Linked DNA regions of Mus musculus: region 1 is linked to region 2. The links are chromatin loops, found by intact Hi-C in ENCODE. Cell type or tissue: heart. All regions are shown on one strand. Each heading gives the region's core, and the rest is flanking DNA. Links, peaks and the distances in the headings are about the cores only. Region 1 overlaps Sugct (succinyl-CoA glutarate-CoA transferase). Region 2 has its middle 430 kb from the start of Gm25020.

Region 1 (10,791 bases), core at 1,424-9,423, 160 kb before region 2:
AGATGATCATGTGGTTTTTGTCTTTGAGTTTGTTTATATAATGGATTACATTGATGGATTTTCGTATATTAAACCATCCCTGCATCCCTGGAATAAAACCTACTTGGTCAGGATGGATGATTGCTTTAATGTGTTCTTGGATTCGGTTAGCGAGAATTTTATTAAGGATTTTTGCATCGATGTTCATAAGAGAAATTGGTCTGAAGTTCTCTATCTTTGTTGGATCTTTCTGTGGTTTAGGTATCAGAGTAATAGTGGCTTCATAAAATGAGTTGGGTAGAATACCTTCTACTTCTATCTTGTGAAAAAGTTTGTGCAGAACTGGAGTTAGATCTTCTTTGAAGGTCTGATAGAACTCTGCACTAAACCCGTCTGGTCCTGGGCTTTTTTTGGCTGGGAGACTATTAATAACTGCTTCTATTTCTTTAGGGGATATGGGACTGTTTAGAAGGTCAACTTGATCCTGATTCAACTTTGGTACCTGGTATCTGTCCAGAAATTTGTCCATTTCGTCCAGGTTTTCCAGTTTTGTTGAGTATAGCCTTTTGTAGAAGGATCTGATGGTGTTTTGGATTTCTTCAGGATCTGTTGTTATGTCTCCCTTTTCATTTCTGATTTTGTTAATTAGGATTTTGTCCCTGTGCCCTTTAGTGAGTCTAGCTAAGGGTTTATCTATCTTGTTGATTTTCTCAAAGAACCAACTCCTCGTTTGGTTAATTCTTTGAATAGTTCTTCTTGTTTCCACTTGGTTGATTTCACCCCTGAGTTTGATTATTTCCTGCCGTCTACTCCTCTTGGGTGAATTTGCTTCCTTTTTTTCTAGAGCTTTTAGATGTGTTGTCAAGCTGCTGGTATGTGCTCTCTCCCGTTTTTTCTTGAAGGCACTCATAGCTATGAGTTTCCCTCTTAGAAATGCTTTCATTGTGTCCCAAAGGTTTGGGTACGTTGTGGCTTCATTTTCATTAAACTCTAAAAAGTCTTTAATTTCTTTCTTTATTCCTTCCTTGACCAAGGTATCATTGAGAAGAGTGTTGTTCAGTTTCCATGTGAATGTTGGCTTTCTGTTATTTATTTTGTTATTGAAGATCAGCCTTAGTGCATGGTGATCTGATAGGATACATGGGACAATTTCAATATTTTTAAATCTGTTGAGGCCTGATTTGTGACCTATTATGTGGTCAATTTTGGAGAAGGTACCATGAGGTGCTGAGAAGAAGGTATATCCTTTTGTTTTAGGATAAAATGTTCTGTAGATATCTGTCAGATCCATTTGTTTCATCACTTCTGTTAGTTTCAGTGTGTCCCTGTTTAGTTTCTGTTTCCATGATCTGTCCATTGGTGAAAGTGGTGTGTTGAAGTCTCCCACTATTATTGTGTGAGGCGCAATGTGTGCTTTGAGCTTTACTAAAGTTTCTTTAGTGAATGTGGCTGCTCTTGTATTTGGAGCATAGATATTCAGAATTGAGAGTTCCTCTTGGAGGATTTTACCTTTGATGAGAATGAAGTGTCCCTCCTTGTCTTTTTTGATGACTTTGGGTTGGAAGTCAATCTTATCAGATATTAGGATGGCTACTCCTGCTTGTTTCTTCATACCATTTGCTTGGAAAATTGTTTTCCAGCCTTTCATTCTGAGGTAGTGTCTATCTTTTTCTCTGAGATGAGTTTCCTGTAAGCAGCAAAATGTTGGGTCTTGTTTGTGTAGCCAGTTTGTTAGTCTATGTCTTTTTATTGGCGAGTTGAGACCATTTATGTTAAGAGATATTAAGGAAAAGTAATTGTTGCTTCCTGTTACTTTAGTTGTTAAAGGTGGCATTCTGTTCTTTTGGCTGTCTTCTTTTAGGTTTGTTGAGGGATTACCTTCTTGTTTTTTCTAGGGCGTTGTTCCCGTTCTTGTATTGGTTTTTTTCTGTTATTATCCTTTGAAGGGCTGGATTCGTGGAGAGATAATGCGTGAATTTGGTTTTGTCGTGGAATACTTTGGTTTCTCCCTCTATGATAATTGAGAGTTTGGCTGGGTATAGTAGCCTGGGCTGCAGTTTGTGTTCTCTTAGTGTCTGTATAACATCTGTCCAGGCTCTTCTGGCTTTCATAGTCTCTGGTGAAAAATCTGGTGTAATTCTGATAGGCTTGCCTTTATATGTTACTTGACCTTTTTCCCTTACTGCTTTTAGTATTCTATCTTTATTTAGTGCATTTGATGTTCTGATTATTATGTGTCGGGAGGAATTTCTTTTCTTGTCCAGTCTATTTGGAGTTCTGTAGGCTTCTTGTATGTTCATATGCATCTCATTCTTTAGATTTGGGAAGTTTTCTTCAATAATTTTGTTGAAGATGTTTGCTGGACCTTTGAGTTGAAAATCTTCATTCTCATCCACTCCTATTATCCGTACGTTTGGTCTTCTCATTGTGTCCTGGATTTCCTGGATATTTTGAGTTAGGATCTTTTTGCATTTTCCATTTTCTTTGATTGTTGTGCCGATGTTCTCTATGGAATCTTCTGCACCTGAGATTCTCTCTTCCATCTCTTGTATTCTGTTGCTGATGCTCAAATCTATGGTTCCAGATTTCTTTCCTAGGGTTTCTATCTCTAGTGTTGCCTCCCTTTGAGTTTTCTTTATTGTGTCTACTTCCCTTTTTAGGTCTAGTATGGTTTTGTTCATTTCCATCACCTGTTTGTATGTTTTTTCCTCTTTTTCTGTAAGGACTTCTACCTGTTTGATTGTGTTTTCCTGTTTTTCTTTAAGGACTTGTAACTCTTTAGCAGTGTTCTCCTGTATTTCTTTAAGTGATTTATTAAAGTCCTTCTTGATGTCCTCTACCATCATCATGAGATATGCTTTTAAATCTAGGTCTAGGTTCTCAGGTGTGTTGGGGTTCCCTGGACTGGGCGAAGTGGGTGTGCTGGGTTCTGGTGATGGTGAGTGGTCTTGGTTCCTGTTAGTAAGATTCCTCCGTTTACCTTTCGCCATCTGGTAATCTCTGGAGTTAGTAGTTATAGTTGACTCTGTTTAGAGATTGTTCTTCTGGTGATTCTGTTACCGTCTATCAGCAGACCTGGGAGACAGATTCTCTCCTCTGAGTTTCAGTGCTCAGAGCACTCTCTGCTGGCAAGCTCTCTTACAGGGAAGGTGCGCAGATATCTTGTATTTGGACCTCCTCCTGGCCGAAGAAGAAGGCCCAAAACAGGACCTTTCTCAGACACTGTGTTGCTTTGGCAGTTCCCAGGTGGTACAGACTCTCACCTAAGCAGACTAAATTCCTAAGTTCCTTGGAGTCCCGGGACCAAGATGGCGACCGCTGCTGCTGTGGCTTAGGCCGCCTCCCCAGCCGGGCGGGCACCTGTCCTCCGGTCCGGACGGTGGCTGGCTGTCCCCGGCCCACAAAGGGTGCTGCCTCAGCGCCTCTGTGCTTCCGCCTGTTCCAGAAGCTGTCAGGTTCTCTGGCGCACCCTCTCACCTGTTCAGACTAATTTCCTAAGTTCGGCGGGTCTCGGACCAAGATGGCGACCGCTGCTGCTGTGGCTTAGGCCGCCTCCCCAGCCGCGACAGTTCTTTTTTTAACTGGCTAACAAGCCCCTGGGACACGAGTCACTGCACGAGCTGGTGCTAGGGTTCCAGAAATGTGACTCTGAGCCTGGCTCGTTACAGTAATACTTGTATGTAATACTGTACGTACAAGAGGATCTGAACTCAGGTCTTCATGTTTGCAGAGCAAGTAACTGTATCCACTCCACTAAGCCATGTTACCAGACTCCTATATGATTTTTACTGAGCACAGATAAAGACCATATCACAGTCTATTTATCCAGCCTTTTTAGTTCTGATGCAGGCGTCTTAGGACTATGTACACAGACCAAACTCCCCAGTATAGAGCGGATAGTACCATTGTGAGCAGAGATCTTAGGGGAAAAAAATCAGGCAGATTGATGGGGGAGTGACGGGAGCCTGCACTGAGTGGAGCTTGTTCTGGCTCTGTTGATAAACTGGTCGGTAAGAAATTCACCTAGCTTCTTTTTAGGACACCGTTTCCTCATCTGCAAAATAGGCATCACTTTCTCTCATAGTCCCCAAGGATCCGTGAAAAATTTGCTTATTAATAATGGGAAGAATGCTTGGAATGTGTAAATATTTCCTAAGAAGAGCTGGGATCTTTCCTCTCGCTATAAGATTGGAGCAGCATCTCTTCTGCTCATCTGTAACTTAGTCAGCTTGTGTACATACTGCATTGCATTAAACGCTGAACTCTGATCCTCGTGTTTAAACATATTAAATACAAAATATGAGTAGTGTAAATTGTATGAAACACTTTTGTCTCCCACTTGGAGTCTCAGCAATGCCAGGTCACCAGAAACATTACACAGATGCTGACAAAACTAAGTGGATGTCTTTCAGACGGTGATTGGCAAATGGCGCAGCGGCAGAAGCAGTAGAAACTCATCGCACAGTATTCATTAGTGGGCCAAGGAAGATGGAAGGTGGGCAAGGACTAAAGGGAATTGTTTAGTTTATTTGCACATTAACTTTTGTAACACTACAGAACACAGAGAGGCGTCACTGATAAGAAACTCTAAGTTTGAAAGTTTGCATTCCCACAATAGCTTGGCCTCTGTTTGCTGCCATAAAAGAACATCATTTTCCCTCCCATCAGACACAGTTCTAAGACGGGCCAATTCTCCATTCGAGTTGTGGGGAAGGGGGACGCTGTTCTTTAACTTCCAGTATCACAGTTTACATGTTGTTCTTTTATTATAAAAATATGAGTGCCACATGATTGGGTTACTCTATCCCACAGAGCCACAGAGGAACTCTGTGCAGGCTGCTCACTGGCATCATCACATCTCACTATTCAGCTGCCCATCTATTTGTTTTCTTTATCCCACATCTTAATGTTGGGGATGAACAGTGATTTGCAATATAAGCAGAAAGCCTCATGGGGATGAGGATAGGAATTGGGTGTGCTTATAGGTCCTGCAAGCTGTGGGCAGGATCCGTGTGGTCCTTTAAGCTGTAGATAGGAACTGGATAAACGCATCAGTCCTATGGGATATGGACAGGTGCTGGGCAAGTGTGTAGGTTTTATGGAACCTGTAAAGAAGCTGGGCGGGTGTGTACGTCCTATAGGTCGTGAAACTCTATAACTTGCCCTGGTCATATCATGCTCTGTTCTATTTTGGCTGAGACTGGCTTTGTTTTTAATTTCTGAAAAATTTCACCATGATTCTCCAAAGTCTTTAATGGTTTTTTTTTCCTGGGAGAAGTTGAAAAACTATAAAACAAACTCCTTGGATTAGAGTAGAAACTACTGATGAGGTAAGTTTGAAGATGGCCATGCTTTGGTTTCAGTTTTCAAGAGCTGTAAGTGGACACAGAGAAACTTAGCAGCTCTACTTATCAGTGACTCCTCTGTTCACTGGGTGGGGGGGGGGGGGGGATTTATGGCATCCACAGGGGCTAGGGCCACATAACCCAGTGTGAGCTTACAAGGCGTTAGCTCCTCGATGCCAAGTGAATTTTGGAAATGATTCTCCTTTGCTGACAGTCCCCTCATTACTGATTGTGTGGACTCATTTATCAGGCATTTCTTAAAATAAACCGTTCATTTATACTAATAGGACTTGGCAGCAAGAAAAAATTGGCAGGACTTGGAGTTCCTAGTGTGCCCTCCCTTTTTAAAATTGAGTTGCCTTTAAAAAAAATTAAAACACCAACATTGAGGAGTTTGAAACATTTTGAGATAACAATTTTCAGAGACCAGCATGGAGTTCATTAAAGCAGAAACAATGCCATTATAAATCTTGCAAATGGTAAAGAGGAAGTATTTTCAAAGATACTTACCAAAGGACACCATAAGCCTGCTGTCGCCGACTTTGTCCTTTCCCACTCTTCAGGCATGGAACTCCTCTTGTGGATACGCGTGTTTCCTATTTTTGGCACCACATGAGCTTTTGACGAAAGCTAGCTCGCTTCTCTGTGGGGCGTTCACTCTCCTCCTTGAAGGCTAGATCAGCTAGCTGCTTCTCTTCGTTACACACAAGATATGCTGTTTCTCTACAGCCAAGATGATTCTTCTCAAGGCTTTCTTAGTTCTGCTCTAGGCTTCTGGTACTAAATTTCTGTTTCATACTCCCCAGGAATTAAGGGACATTAGTAGAATTGACCACCTTCCCCCCCCCCAAAAAAAACCCAAAGACAAAACAAAACCAATAGTGATGGAACTCACAATAAAATATAAGTTCTAGTTGACTCTTGACTCAGGAAAAGTTTGTCAGCTCTGGGAATAAAAAAGGCCAAAGAGACTCCAACAAGTATTCAAGTGCATTCTTGCATGTGTGAATGCAGAGGCATTTGATATATATATATGTTTGTAGCACACCATATAGGGATGTGCTTTTAGGTAACAGAGCTATGTGGGTCGGTCACATTGTGTGTTGAAACTTGAGACCACATAGAAATGATGCATATCACTGCCTGGGGGGTAAGTGAAATTTTTTACAAGTACAGAGGTCTGCCGATAGATGTCTCTAAAAGGGGTGCTATGTGCTAGGTGGATGGGACTCTAGTGCTTTCCTACCCTTGAGTTAGTGTCTGAACTGCTGCTCAGACAACTTGTGTAGGTGGCTATTGAATAACAAGTGGCTGCTATTCTCTTTATATCCTTTTTACATTTGCTTTAGAGCTTGTTATTTTGGAAAACTCATCCTTATAGTAGACAGTTATTTTTCTGAGATTTATATTTTGAGGTTTATGACTTCTGCCCAAACTTTAAGAAGGAATAAATATATTAGTTAATAATAATGCTATTTATTAAGAGTAATAATTACTTGGTGGTGATAAGTGTGTGGATTTTTTTGCCCTTTACTTTCATTAATATTTCCCTAAAATTTACAGTATTACCTTAGTATTTTAAAAGTGATTTTCGAGAGAAGAAAGGAAGATCCCTTAATTTTTAAGTGTTATTAAATATTGTTTTTCCATTTGTTTTTTCTTCATATACACAGGAAGTCAGTGTGTAGCATTCTCCTCATTCCCCTTTAATTCTGCTTCACTGCATAGAAGAGAGTTCTCAATACTTCAGTCCATTTCTGTTAACCTGTTGCAGAAAGCACATAGTGGGGCCTGGGATAGTTCTGCTGTGCAGACCTGAGGACCTTAGTTTGGTATCATGGTGTAATGAGAGAACTGACTCCTGAAAGGTGACCTCTATTACATAGATACACATACACACACACACACACACACACACACACACACACACACACACATACACGAGTAACCAAAATAAATTAAAATATTTTTATGCTTATGTTGAGACATTATCACAGAGACAGGATGAGTTCCCAGGAGAGGGCATAAGATTAGAGATGAGGATGATAGAGGTAGGCTCAGGGACAGCAGATTTGTTCACACCCTTTTTCTGACCATAGATTCTTGTTCTAGTGATGAACTTTGAACATTCCTAAGAATGTCTTCTTAAAGAAAATAGCCTTCATAATAAATTACTAAGAAAATATACTAACTCGGTGTATGGATGAGAACAGTAATTTAGGCTAGAATGTTACTCTTATTTTATTAACATGAGGTAATTATTTTTGTTATTGATATTTGGGTTTTGTCTTACTGAGGAATGAACTCAGGACTTCACACACACCAGGCCAGCAGTCTACATCTGACCTATACCTCCAGCTTCTGCTTACCTCTGAAATCAGAGATTTTTTAGTTACTTGGCATACTGTGATGTACCTTCCTGGGAAGTCGGATGATCTAGTAATGATGTAGTCGGATGCCCTTACTATGACCCACAGCCTCAGGAAACACACATAAAACAATTTTGTTCTCCAAATCAACTGGATTCTGACCTATCAAAAGACAGAAATGGAAGATTCATCATATTTTATCTCTCAGGATTGAGCCTGGACATATGATTCATTAAAATGCTTATTTCCTAATTATACACTGAGTTAGGATGTGAGGAAAGTTTTTGAAGCGTTTGTCTATTTCTATCCTTGCCTTTGTACTTTCCTCAAAGGCTTACCTAGTATGGCATGCTGGTTGGCTGGTTGGTTGGTTGGTTAGTTGGTTGGTTGGTTGGTTGGTATACACAGCACAGTTAAAGCCTGACTGCAGAGCAAACACAAGCAGGTATTTTGGAGCAAATGTGGGGGAAGGGCGGTTACAGAACATTGTCAGAACTTATTTCTGTTCCTCTCATCAGCATGCCTTTGTACTGGGGAAGGCTTACCTTCTTCAGCTGGAGTTCCCCTTGGATGGGGCTAATTGCATTCTTCTCATTTTCCTTTTTAGTGTTTCAAGTGGACCATTCAGAACTGCTTAGGTCACCCTCTTTTGGTAGTTATTCTGAACACTGTTACATCATTAACATCCTACATGACTTGGGATTACATTCAGAGAACTAAGTCACTTACCCCTGGAAGGGACTCTTGTATACTAATCCCCCATTAATACTCTGAATTCTTCATCTCTTGAGCTAGCATGTGTCCTTTTCTTGACCCCTGTATAGCTTGTCTTTTCTGTAAGAGGAACTGGAGAAGAGAATCCTTTTAAAACAATTCTAATACTTAAATGACGTGCAATGTCCTTAATAATAGCTTGTACTGTATCATCAGACATGATTACTGTATACATAGGTAGTAATAGACTCAGGTGGCTAGAAAAACCAACACTGAATGAAGTCCCAGAACCTAAAAACTCACCCAGAGCTTGTGATTTTTGTTACCTGAAACCAGTCATTTAATCACATGGAAACTTTGTTTCATCACTGCCCTAGGAATTATGGTTCGTGTATTGTAAAAAAATAGACAGTACTAACATCCATACCCATGGTAACTAACAGTGATAATCCTTTATGCAATTTCTGGGTAACAAAATATTTTTGTAAAAACCAATTATAAGGAGACATTCTGAATATGGTCAGCAGGCATATAGATTTAGTAAATCAAATGTATAATAATCTCTGCTCTCACTGGCTCTGCCCTAGCTAGATTCTATCCATTTATTCCTGAGGAAAGGCATACACTGCTACATAGAGGTCTCTTGAAAACACAAATGGTTGTGTGTCGATGGACTGGGTAGGAGTATCTCCATTTTTCATTAATTTATTTTAGGTGAACCAGCCATGAATTCATTATCATAATCAAACAACTCTGACAGTTGGGCTGTCTTCCTTTATCTCACAGCCCAGTTGTTACATTATTTTCAGTATAAGTAAATTGCCTAAATCCCACTGGAAGAATCTTAGTTCTAGCTAGCGAATAGGAACTTCTTGTTGCAATTTCTTTAGACTAAATGGTAATGATAATTTAGGATCAATCCAGAAAAGTCCTCCAAGGCTTGCTTTTGATGGCTGGGAACACTCACACTAGAAACACTTTTCCTTTTATTTGTAGGATATATTATCACTATTCCCAAAATAATGTAATAACACAAGAAAAATGGTTACAGGAGTAAAACAAACAAAGAACAACAAAAATACCTGGATGTAACAACTTCTAAGTCAGTGGGCTTCATGAGTGAAAAATTATAATTGGTTTACAATTTAGCAAAACCACCAGGGACCTGATTGTAATTTTGTTTTTAAAAAATCTGAGTTTGCTTAAGACCTTGAGTTTCCTCATAGAAAGTCAATAAGTTAAGTATTGATTAAGGGCTGAGGAAACTGGAGAGCAATATCTCAGACAGGCATGATAACAGCAATATGCAGAGGCTGCACTCCACGGGAATGACTCTGCAAGTGCCAGAAGAGAGACCACTGTAGTGAAGGTATGGATGGTTGATTCCTGTGCAATATGCATTATAGCGTGTTCTTTCTGGCACGTGTTCAATATCACGTTTAATTAACAAAGAGAAGTGATTCTCTAATCTGTTAGGTTGGGCTTATTATATGTTATTCAGCAAATATTAGCTTGACAATCATTTTTGACTTTAATTACAGTACTGATAGGCAAAGATATTCATGGACTAGAAACTTCTGCCTTAGCAGAAGCAATCCTGAATTATTTTGCTAATTGTATTGCTCTTTACCATACAAATAATTGAAAGAGCCTTCAGAAGCAGTTGTGTATAGAAAGAATTGTATTTGTTAATGTTCTTCTCATTATTGTGATCAGGTACCTGACAAAAACAGCCTAAGGAGGAGCTTCTTTTGGCTTACGGATGCAGGATGTAGTCCATCACAATAGGGAAGGATGCAAGTAGGAAAGTGAGGGACTTCTCACACTGTATCTCCAGTCAGGAAAAGAAGGATGCTGGTGCTCAGGTCAGCTCCTCATGTTAATCCACTCTAGGGCTACATCTCATGGATGGTGTGAGCACATTCAGGGTGGATCTTCTTTCCTTAGTTTAATCTTTCTAGAAATGGTCTCATACACACTGAGAGGTATTTGCTTGCTGGTTCAAGTCCAACTGAGGTGACCATAACCAAAAAGAATAGATCCCTATAATAAATGAAACTCAAAATTGAGTGCATATGGCTTGGTGTAAAAATGTAGTGTAGAGGTAGGTTTAAACAGTTGATTGTGAGCCTTCATCAAAAATAGAGGCTGCTGGTGACAACACTGGAGTCTCTGAAGATGCTTCTTGCAGTGGAGGTTAGCCCTTTTATGTTTTGGATCATTATGAATGTCAGTGGGATTCTAACCTGGGCCATTACCATTCTTTGGTACCTGCTGGAAAACATTTGCAGCACTTTTGAGTTGAGAGACTCTAAATAGCAGGAATATTAGAGGCCAGGAGCTCATATAAGAGTATTAGAAGTAAACAGAAAACAAAGATGGAG
Region 2 (10,791 bases), core at 1,715-9,714:
ATTGGAGAACCTGGATGAAGACCAAGCTACATGTCTGCTACATAGAAGGTGGGTGGTTATGTCTACCCTATGCCCCCTCTTTGGTTGACAGTTCAGTCTCGGGAAGCCCCCAAGGATCCAGGGTAGGTGACTCTGTTGGTCTTCATGTGAAGTCCCTATCCTCTTTGAGTCCCTCAATGCTTCTCTCAACTCTTTCAACAAGACTCCCTGAGCTCCATCCAAATAACCATGAGTGCTCAAGGGAGGATGGTTGAATTTGTCTCAGAAGGGGTATTAAAATAGAAATTGGAGATGGATGAATGGAGGAAATTGGATGGAATAGGGAAAGGGCAGGGAGGAAGAAGGAATCTGGGTCTATGGGCAGAGATCACCACTTGTATGAACAACAGGGGAGAAAGGGGCATAGAGGGAGGGGGCAGTTGTCTATGCAGGTGACTCTACCTGAAACTTCTAGCAGTAGAGGATATGTATCCTGAAGTGGGTACTTCCTGTAGTCAGTCAGGACTTTCAGTGGAGAGATAAGGACACCAACCCATCCACAACACCTTCTACCCAAAATGTGTCCTGCCTATAAATATGTGCAGGGACGAAGATAGAACAGAGACTGAGGGAATGGCTAGCCAATGACTGGGCCAAGTGAAGACCCATTCCATGGGCAAGAACTAATCTCTGACACTATTAATGATACTCTGTTATGCTTGCAAGCTGGTTCCTAGCAAAACTGTCTTCTGAGAGGCTCACTCAGTAGCTAATGGAAACAGATACAGAGACCCACAGCCAAACACTTGATGGAGCTCAAGGATTCTTGTGGAAAGGTTTTTTTTTTTTTTTTTTTTTTTTTTCACAGCATTTACTTAAGATCCATGGAAGCCCGATGTGTGATTTCAATTCCAATTTGAATGAATAAATACACCAGGATCCTGTGATATATCTCCTGCTTTGCATATCAGTGGTGGACAGGTGTGTTAGTTGAATGTCAATGTTTAGTAGTTCACCATTGGGGTAGCAATACCAATATAACAATCAAAATTTTAGAGCTGGTTGTTGGAGGCACATACCTTTAGTCCCTCCACTTATGAGGCTGATCTCTAAGTTAAGAGTAGCCTGATCTACAAAGGAAGTACCAGGACAGCCAGGGCTACGCAGAGAAGCCCTGTCTCGAAAAACAACTAATCAAAAACAACAAAAAGCAAACTAATAGAAAACAACAACAACCAATCAAAATTTTAAAAGAAAGGGAGTCAGCTGGGTAGTGGTGGCATAAGCCTTTAATCCCAGCACTTGGGAGGCAGAGGCAGATGGATTTCTGAGTTCAAGACCAGCCTGGTCTACAGAGTGAGTTCCAGGACAGCCAGGGCTACACAGAGAAACCCTGTCTCGGAAAAAAAAAAAACCAAAAAACGAAAACACAAAAAAAGAAGAAGAAAGAAAGAAAAGAAAGGGAGTCATTGTTAGCCACAGAAACTTGATGTGAGGTTACCTAACTCTAAGAAGGCAGGAGAAGAGAGAAGAGAGACCTTCAATACCATGCACTACTGCCCTAATTAAAATTCAGATGCAGCTTCAGAGTCCTTTGCCAGAGTGCTCTGCTTTGAGAATCTTAAGACAGGCAAGAATTTTTCTCTGGGTTATGATGGGAAACAATCTGACTCTTATATCTCCATTTCCTCATCTACAGAGTAAAAGTAAAACTTGGGGTTTAACATGCTCCCATGGGGTACATGCTGATGTAAGTAGAGGAGGGTGGATTACTTTTGTTCTATCCCTTTACTGGCCACCTGAGTCTGGGGCCACTAAATTTGATCAGATCAGGATAGTCCCTCCTTTGATTTTCCAAGCTTTCTGTGTCTTTTGCCAGCCATCTTTTATTTTAGGAGTGGGTGAGATGAGAAAGGAAGAAATATGTCTTCTGTGACGAGAAACTATGTCATGCTACTCATTTGAAATGAATTCAAATAGTAAAGATTCCACCGGATTTCACCTTTTTTTCAAGCCCAAAGAATTAACCAACATTCAAATGAGCTACCTACATACTGAAGTCCCTAATGGACTATGTGGAGAGATAGTCACTTGCAATGACGTAATGGAACCATATGTAATCCCATCTCCCTGTAGAAGGTGAACGCCATACAAATAAACGATCAGTTTACAGAATGACCTCTGAATGACCAGCTTTGGTTTGAGCAGAGGCCTTTTCCACCTTTGCAAGTTGGTGATAAATCAGCAACCAGTTGACCTTTTGCACACATGCAAAAAATTGTCTCCCAATATTTTCCCATTATATATTTGCCAACATTGAGTGTGAGGTGGAGAACTGAATATACATAACTGTAGAAAATTAGCCTCAAATGGGTCACCAGTGTTTGGCTGACACTCTGGCTGTTACTTCAGAAAAGAAAGAAAAAAACAGGGTGTAATATTAATAATAATAGCAAATACAATAGATCATCTGAAAAAGAGAGCTGTCATCTTACTTCCAGCATATGTTGATAATCTGGTTAGGTGTTTTTTTTTTTTTTTTTTTTTTTTTTTTTTTTTTTTGGTCATTTGACACTACCTTGGTTCATCTAGGAAGAAGGTGCTTCAACTGAGAAGTTGTCTCCTTCAGATTGGCCTGTAGGTGAGTTTGTAGAACATTGACTTGGTTAATTGTGCCCTTCCCCCAGCCTTGAGTTGGCTAAACACACCTGGCCTCGATACATTTCTATCATCCTGCCTGAGACTTGAGCAGACTGCCCACTGAGCTGCTGAACTTGTTAAGCAACAGAATCCAGCTGGAGAATGGGCCTTTGAGTTTATCCCCTATATATTCAGAGCTAAAAACTGAACATTAAGCCTTGATCAGAGACCTTTGTTTTGGCTTCATTCCTCTCTTGTCTGTCTGTCCTATTTCATCCCTAGCTCTCCTTTCAGGTACCCAGTTTGACCAAAGCCACTGGACAGCTACAGTTAATGTTTGATGTGGTAAAACCTAGTCCACTGGGGGATTGTCCTGAGTGGTAGAACAAACTGAGCAAGCCCTGGAGAGCAAGCTAGTAAGCATGGCCTCTGTTTCAGTTTCAGCCTCCAGGTTCATGCCAAAGTTCCTGCCATGTTTTGCCTCAGCGGTAGACTGTTACCTGGAAGTATGAGATGAATTAATCCCTTTACTCTTGAGTTGTTTGTGGTTGCAGTGGTTCATCACAGCAATAAAAACCTAACTAAGACAGCAATATAAACCTAACTAAGACAGAAGACTATCATTAAAGGCAGGGAGCAGTGTTTCTATCTTAAAATCAATTGAGAGCACCATTTTAAATGTCTTTGGATTCATTATTCAAACTGTGTCCTGACTCTCTTTAAATTAATAAGGCAAGTTGTAATGCTATACCACTTAATCTAGACCTATTTGTGTTCCATGCAGAAGGCACATGAAGGAATTAGGAGTTCAGTATTTATTGAAATATTCTAGGATAGCAGATCATATGTACTTCTAGAGAAGAAGGTAAACCCAAGCTTACCAAGTAGCCACTAACAAGACTCCATCCAATGATGATGCTATTCTGATAATGACCTTTATGAAACAGTGAGAGGATCTACAGAAACAGGACAAGACTGTTCTTAGTTTTAACCAATTGGTTTGTGTGGTCTTTGCTTTTTTTCCAAATTAATTAGGACCAAACTGCATTTAAAGTGACCAATCCAATTTCTACTTGGCACACTTATGGAAATGCTACCATGTCCTACTCTTGCCTTTCACACACACACACACACACACACACACACACACCACTGTGTATTTGCCAAGTTTGAATGTGAGGTAGGGTTGTGTTTGACTACTGTCCTTGTGGCCTGATGAACCTACTGCTTGTCTTTTAAACTTGACATGTCTGAGATGCAAGCTTTGATTTTTTTTTCCTGGTCACAATTGGCTGGCTGAGATTCTCTATTCTTGAGTCTTTAGTGGGGTTCCAGATATCTTCTCCTTGTTGATAAAGGCAGACTAACCAAATGAGCATTTACATGTGAATTAATACAGCTTGCACACTGCTGACCAGTGTAGCACAGGCTGACTCTAGGCTTACACTTACACTTATCACTTAGTGTGCAGATTCATGCTTGTGTGATTTTTTTGACAGTGGATTGTCTCCTCAAAAATTCAAACCACAATTTGAATTAATTTAATTTAATTTAATGTTAAATTAAATTTAATTCTAACTATAAGATTTTAAGTAGAACAAAGAAAGACCTTAAAGAAACAACATTCTCTCCTAATAACATGATTAATGTAGTCATGTGATTAATGGATTAGTGGATTTCTGGGTGGTCTTAAGGTTAAGTCTGTAAGAAAAATCCTTTTGGCTTGGCCTCTCCTACTTTCTTGCCATGTGATGTCCTGCACCACTTTAAAATGCTGTCAGTAAGAAGGACATCACCAGATCCCTTCTGCTTTGGACCAGAACGATGAGCCCAAACCAGCCTTTTTCTTTATAACTTATCCAGCTTATGGTATTGTGTTATTAGCAACAGAAAATGCACTAAGACAGCTGAACTGATGGCAATATTTATCTTTCTTTGCCTCTAGATAAAAGTTCCCAGAGAAGTTGGCTGTCAGAACAATGTACTTGTTTTCTGAACTGCTTTGACACCAGAGTCAAGTGACTGTAGGGCACCAGCACAGATAGGGCATTTAACTCTTGTTACCAGGACTTTTGATATCTAATTCATTCATTTCACTCATTCATTTTTTTCATTCATTCAGTCAAATACTAATTGGATGTCAAGACTAATTGTCTCAGGTGTCAAGCAATTATAACTTGCATATATATATATGTATATATATATTCAAATATATATATATATATACACATACACACACACACACACACACACACACACACACACACATCATGACCAGACATCATGATAGACATGTTCCCAACCTAAAAAGATATAAAATCATGTCAGCAGGAAATAAAGTTTATAATAGAGTAATTGTGGTAAGACCCAAAGAGGGAAGGCTAGCCAATGTCAGAAATATGTATAGTCTAATCAGTGGAATAAAATCAGGACATGCTAAGGGCATGAGGCACAAAAGGAAAGATACTCTATAGAGACAGAAGAAAGAGCTTAGTGTGGAGTGGTGCAAAAAAAAGAGAATGCTCAGGATGAGGTTGCCAAAATGAGCACAGAACAGATCCTCGCATTGTGCACTGTTGAGTTTTGGTGCTGTTCTTTATGCAGAAGATGTCATGAGATGCATTAAACAAGGCAGTAGCACAATTGTTTGGGATCTGTAAAGGTCACTTAGGTTGTCAGGGCTGGATGCTTTAAGAGTGTTGCTCATGTCCTGTGAGAGGTTCCACCCAGGAGCTTAGGCAGACAAATACAGACATCCACACCCAAACAGTGAATGGAGTTTGAGGACTTTTATGGAAGAGCAGGAGGAAGGATTGCAAAGGGGATAGGAACTCCACAGGAAGGCCAACAGAGTCAACTAACTTAGACCCTTCAGGCTCTCAGAGTCTGAACCACCAAGTAAAGAAGACACATGGGCTGCGCCTCCCTGCTCATACTTAGCAGCTTGACTTTCATGTGGGTTTTGAAAAACTGGAATGGGGAGCTATCCAGAAAGCTGTTGCCATAATTGGGATATGCTCTACTAGCTGGGCTGCCTTGTGTGGCCTTAATGGGAGAGGAAGCACCTAATCTCATATAGACTTGAAGTGCCAGGCTCAGGGGGCTTATACAGGGAAAGGGTAGACAGGGGAAAGATTGTGGGAGGGGGTAACTGAGACAGGGGCAGTGAGTGGGATATATAGTGAATAAGCAAAAATATAAAATTATATATATATATATATATATATATATATATATATATATATATATATATCATTGCTCATCTGGCTCAGCCCTATAGTATAGGTCCCTGAGTAGGTGCAAGTACAAAGCTGACACCCTCTGCTATTTGTTGGTACTTGCTTCCCATGTGTCCCCACAAAATGTTGACTCCCACACCTGTGAGAGGATCTTTCTTGATGTGGCTTCCCTTTGGCAATTTGGACTTTGCAAGAACCAGAACAGCCACTTGACAATACACTTGGGACCCTTTTCCCAGATATCTGAAAAAAAAAAGCATGGGTCTTTCAGTCTATTCTTATCCAAGACTCAAGCTTAACCCAAACTAACCCTGATGTATTGTGGTCACTAATCTAAAGACCAGAAATGTTGATACAAAATGTTTTACCGAAGTATGAATATTAAATATTATTTTTCTCCTAGGTCTCTGGCTCTTACCAGTCCATTGAGGTTCAGTAGCATCGTAGTCTGATGGCCACCATGATGAGCTAGCTGGCCTGGATGTCATCATTATTGGCAGGTCTTCCAGGAGACACTTGGTAAAATCATCCTTGTGTGTCATAGCTCCATCTGGTGAAACTTCATTTCCACGCAAGTGCTGATTACATGGCCAAGTCATGGAGAAATGAGAGGTTGAGTTGCTCTACTCCTCTATGAGCTGTCCATATAATATCATGAAAGGAGCAGTTGGAAAATTTTACCCCAATATTCAGTGATATTTTAAGAAGAAAGCATAAATTCAAGCATCTGGAACTAGTGGCCAAATCATTGCTATAAAAGGAATTTGGAAAGTGAGACACACCTTAGGAGCAGACATTAACTTCCTCTTGAGCAGAGGAAAAAAAGAGTGCAGTGTTATTCAAGCAAAAAGAATCCTCAGCTATCTATCGTTGGTTAGCACCATCACAAAATCACAAAGTGCCATCCAGAAAGTGGCTTCAACGACAGAAACTTTATTTCTTACAACAAAGTTCACAACTCATTTCAACAACAGAAACTTATTTCTCTGAGAAGCCAAGTCAAGGTGTTGGCCAGTTTGCTGCTCCAGTCAGAGCTTCTTCCTGGCTCACAGACAGCTTCTCTTTCACTGTGTTGTCACCTAAGTCAGGGAGTGAAGCTCTGTAATTATTTCTCTAATAAGGACTCAGAGACCATCACAAAGCACCACCTTCAGGACTTAATCTAACCCAACTAGCTCCCAAAGCCCTATTCTGGGAATGGTATAATATTGAGGGCTACATGTTTAACATATAAAACTGAGTGTGGACATTTATGCAAATCTATGGCCTTATTACATACAAATCAATATATTCTTTCTAATTCAAAATTTCCCTGATTTTCTGGTATTCTGACTATTAAATGCTCTGACCCCTTTTCTGCAAAGTTCCCTGGGTGCTAGATGCAGGAGCTGTGATGAGGTGGTAGTTGCACTTTATCTGTGTATTTGTAAGATTTGTTTTGGGTAATAGGATATGATCTATTTTTAGAGAAGCTAAAATTAACTGCTGAGTAGAATGTGTATTATTTGGTATTTGTGGGGGGTATCTGTTAGGACCATTTGATGTATGAGTTGTTTAATTACGATGTTTTTCCAGATTTTGTTGTCTTATTTTGTTTTTGTTGTTGTTTTCTTTTCTTTTCTTTTTTTCCAGATAACTTGTATATAGGGGAAAATGGAGTGAAATCATCCACTGTTAGTGAATTAGAATTAATCTATGATGGTAAGTCTTGTAGTATGATTTTATGAAATTAGGTGCTCCAGAGCTGTGCCTGGAAGCAGAAGGGTGGCATGTGTGGGCCTGAGTCTTGAGCACTCTCCATATTAGGCTAGCATACAGATTGTGAGACCAAAGCTAGGTTTGAGGGACAGGCACAGTGAAGGATTCTGAGATTACAGAAACTCATTAGGCTGGGATGCACACAAGTGTCCATCTCAGGCTAGGCCTCGAGGTTGTATATGGTACAGCAGGGATCAGGCCAATCCATCAGACTTGCCTGGTACACAGAATTTGTGACAAGGGCCAAGCCTAGAGGTGGAGAGATGCCCAGTCAGGACTCTTAGATATGATTGGTCCAAAACACATGCAACCAGGGCTAGGTCCGGAAATTGGGGAGGATACAGAAAGGCTAGCATTTAGGGAACTCAGTATACTGGAGCAGAACCTAGCTACACCTGGGAGGTAGATGTGGTACAGGTGGGATAGGACAAGGTTGGCTTAGTAGTAACAGTACTATTCTTACTGGAAAGTCTTCACATTTTCTCAAGCCATTCAGAGTGCTTATTTGTGGTTCACCGATGTATTCAAGAACCACTTGCAGCATATATCATGGTTAGATGAGAACATGTGAAAATGAATGTAGACTGTGCTAAGAAGACACATCCAAATGAGTGTTTTAGTAATCTGCTCTATGTCCCATGAAAGCCGGTGAAAAAACAATGAGCAACTTTTCACTGCTGAGATGGGAAAATACCTTCCCAGCCCATGCCACTCAACATGATGGCTTCATCATTTATTACACAGCAAAGCAAACATAGTCACTGACTCTAATCCTTAATGAGTATATGCGACTCTGATAATATTTATCAGGTTTATTTGTTTGAGGGTGACTGAAATGAAAAGAAAATAGTACAGCTTTGGCTCATTAGTCTCCTCTGACGTGTGCTGCAATTCTAAGGAAAACATTAGTGACCTATTTTTAGCAAGTACCTTCATCTGCGGAAGCACTAATCACTGAAGAGTAATCTTTGGGATGGAAAACACAAATTCCCAGAATTAAACTTTCTTGCTCATCTGTTTTCTGGTCACAGGAAGTCTATCAACACCCTCATTTCTCATCAACATCGAGGAGTGAATAATGATGCAATTCTGCCGACCAGGCTGCCTTCCTTCTCTTCTTTGCTAAGTTGGGCTCCTCCTGGCCCAGAAAAATGAAAAAAAAGGTCTCCTCTTTCAAGAATCCCTTACTATGTCAATCCTTTTGACCAGAAATGTTAATACTTTTATATTATTTGCACTTAACCTATCAGTTTACTATGTTTTTTTTTTTAATTTAAAAAATGTTTACAGACACAAAGAAAGATGGTAAGGTCACTCATTGTTCCGTGTCCTATGGTTATGATATCTTGAGTTAGGGACATTCATTGTCCCAAGCCCTGTGGTCATGGTGTCTGGATTAAGTGGTAGATAAGTAAAGAGGCTGCAGTTTCTTCCCCATAAGGCTACAGTTGTGGAAGGCTGCAGTCTGGTCTGTAGGTGACTTGAAATCAGAATTGCTGAAATTATGCACATGAAATCAACAAGAGATTGTATCCAATAACATCCCTTCATGGAGAGTAAGGGGAAGGTCACAAAGCATCGGAGACAGCATCTGAGAGAGACTGCTCTCAAGGCACCTCAGGAGGTGCTGACGCTGTGATTGGGTGACTTTTTGGAGGTATAGCCACTAATAAATGTCTCATGCTCATGTAGATAATCCCTTATTCCTCCTGAAAATAAACCCAAGTTAATCCACTGGTTCGCTAAGTTTGAATTCTTAAATTGATTAGTTATTTGGTCTGTCATTAATGTAGTGAGTGTCTCGGATAAAGAGATGTTTCTTCACAATTTTCCAGCAAAAGTTAATGCAACAACTAAATATCTCACTAAGATGTGATGCACTAGTTGGTTCAGCAAGTAGTTTTATTCTTGTAATTTCTCCTCAGCATCTGAGCGGTAGGCAGCTCTCTGCCACTTGAGGGGACCACTACTGGTAGACATTAAGGTGTGGACATAATGAGGCATATGGACTCTATGCCAATGGAGTTTTAGAGGAGAAGAATATGGAAAGTAGTTTGGATATGGTCATGAATCCCTGGGTGTTCAAACTGAGCTTTAAGAATAAAACAAGGTGCAGATTTGAATAGGGTACCTTCCACTATGACATATACAATTTTTAATAAGTAATATTACTGGCATTTATTAGAGACATTGGAAAAAGACATTATTTTTCAGCTTATGTGAAGTCCCAATGGAGAAAATTTGTTAGTTTTCACACACTATTTCTTGCTTTGCAAAGATAGTTAAAAGTCTCCACACTGAACTTTGAACTGATTTCCACAGAAATATGTTATATGCACGTGGTTCAGGAGAAAAACAGTTTTACATCTTTGCAGAAAGGAGTGGAAAGAACTTCATAGAATAAATATCAATAAAGTTTGACTTTAGACTTAAATGTGATTTGAGGAGAAAATAAAGGAGATACAGACCATCCAACCATAAGCCAAATGGTTGATAGAAGAGATCTGGAGCATGCACACATGTGTTTCTTGGTGTTCTTGCATGAACTCTAGGTATCTCATAGCCATTTCTACTAAAACAATATATTCCTAGGGAAGGTACAATAGTTTTATGGTCCCTATTGAGAAGCTAATAGAAATAAAATCTGTTGCTAGTCTGGGGCTTATAAACAGTTCTTATAAACTGAGAAACTGATTGACACAGCACACAATTGCCCATACCCTACCATGAATAAAATAGGACTAAGTAGATTAGCTTGAAACCCTCTTTTCTAGGTGGCTCATTTGTGAAACTTTCATTCTTTGGTCTGCAAAGAGTTTGGTAGATGGAACAGAAAGCAAATACATCATGATTTTTTTTTGAGGGGGGGTTAAGCATACCCTGTAATTTTTCATTTGTTGGTAAGATTTTTTACTTCCAGTCTTTTCTCAGCTAAGCATGGACACTGAGCTGCCATGCTGCCCCACCATGATAGACTCTTACCTGTCTGCCACAATAAATCCTTCTCTCTTTAAGATGCTTTGTTCATGGTGTTCAATCACATCAATAGAAATGTTTTTAATCCAGGAACCATTGAAGTCTGTGTGGAACAGTTCAGCTGTATGAGGAAGATATTTGGTTTTCGAGTGACCCAGCCTGGCTTTGAACCTTGACATATTTATGCTTAGCAGCAATT

Evidence for each region. Hi-C counts contacts between places; a loop is a spot of excess contacts. Peaks named below come from ENCODE experiments on the same cell type or tissue, not always from the same donor. Only the 100,000 strongest peaks of a DNase experiment are listed, where the experiment ranks them.
Region 1: a loop joins it to region 2, with 2.5 times the contacts of the local background. A loop is called at or near these places in 2 of 42 quality-filtered maps.

The regions. Positions count from the first base shown.
Region 1 is chr13:16,932,745-16,943,535 of GRCm38, reverse strand. The region is part of intron 13 of Sugct (succinyl-CoA glutarate-CoA transferase); the gene reads left to right. Among named protein-coding and RNA genes, the nearest start is that of Gm25020, 270 kb to the left of the region's middle. In heart, for the core only: no CTCF peak of the experiment used is centred there; DNase peaks (open chromatin) are centred at 5,515 and 5,935; H3K27ac peaks cover 342 bases.
Region 2 is chr13:16,772,408-16,783,198 of GRCm38, reverse strand. No RefSeq gene overlaps it. Among named protein-coding and RNA genes, the nearest start is that of Gm25020, 430 kb to the left of the region's middle. In heart, for the core only: a CTCF peak has its summit at 6,389; no DNase peak of the experiment used is centred there.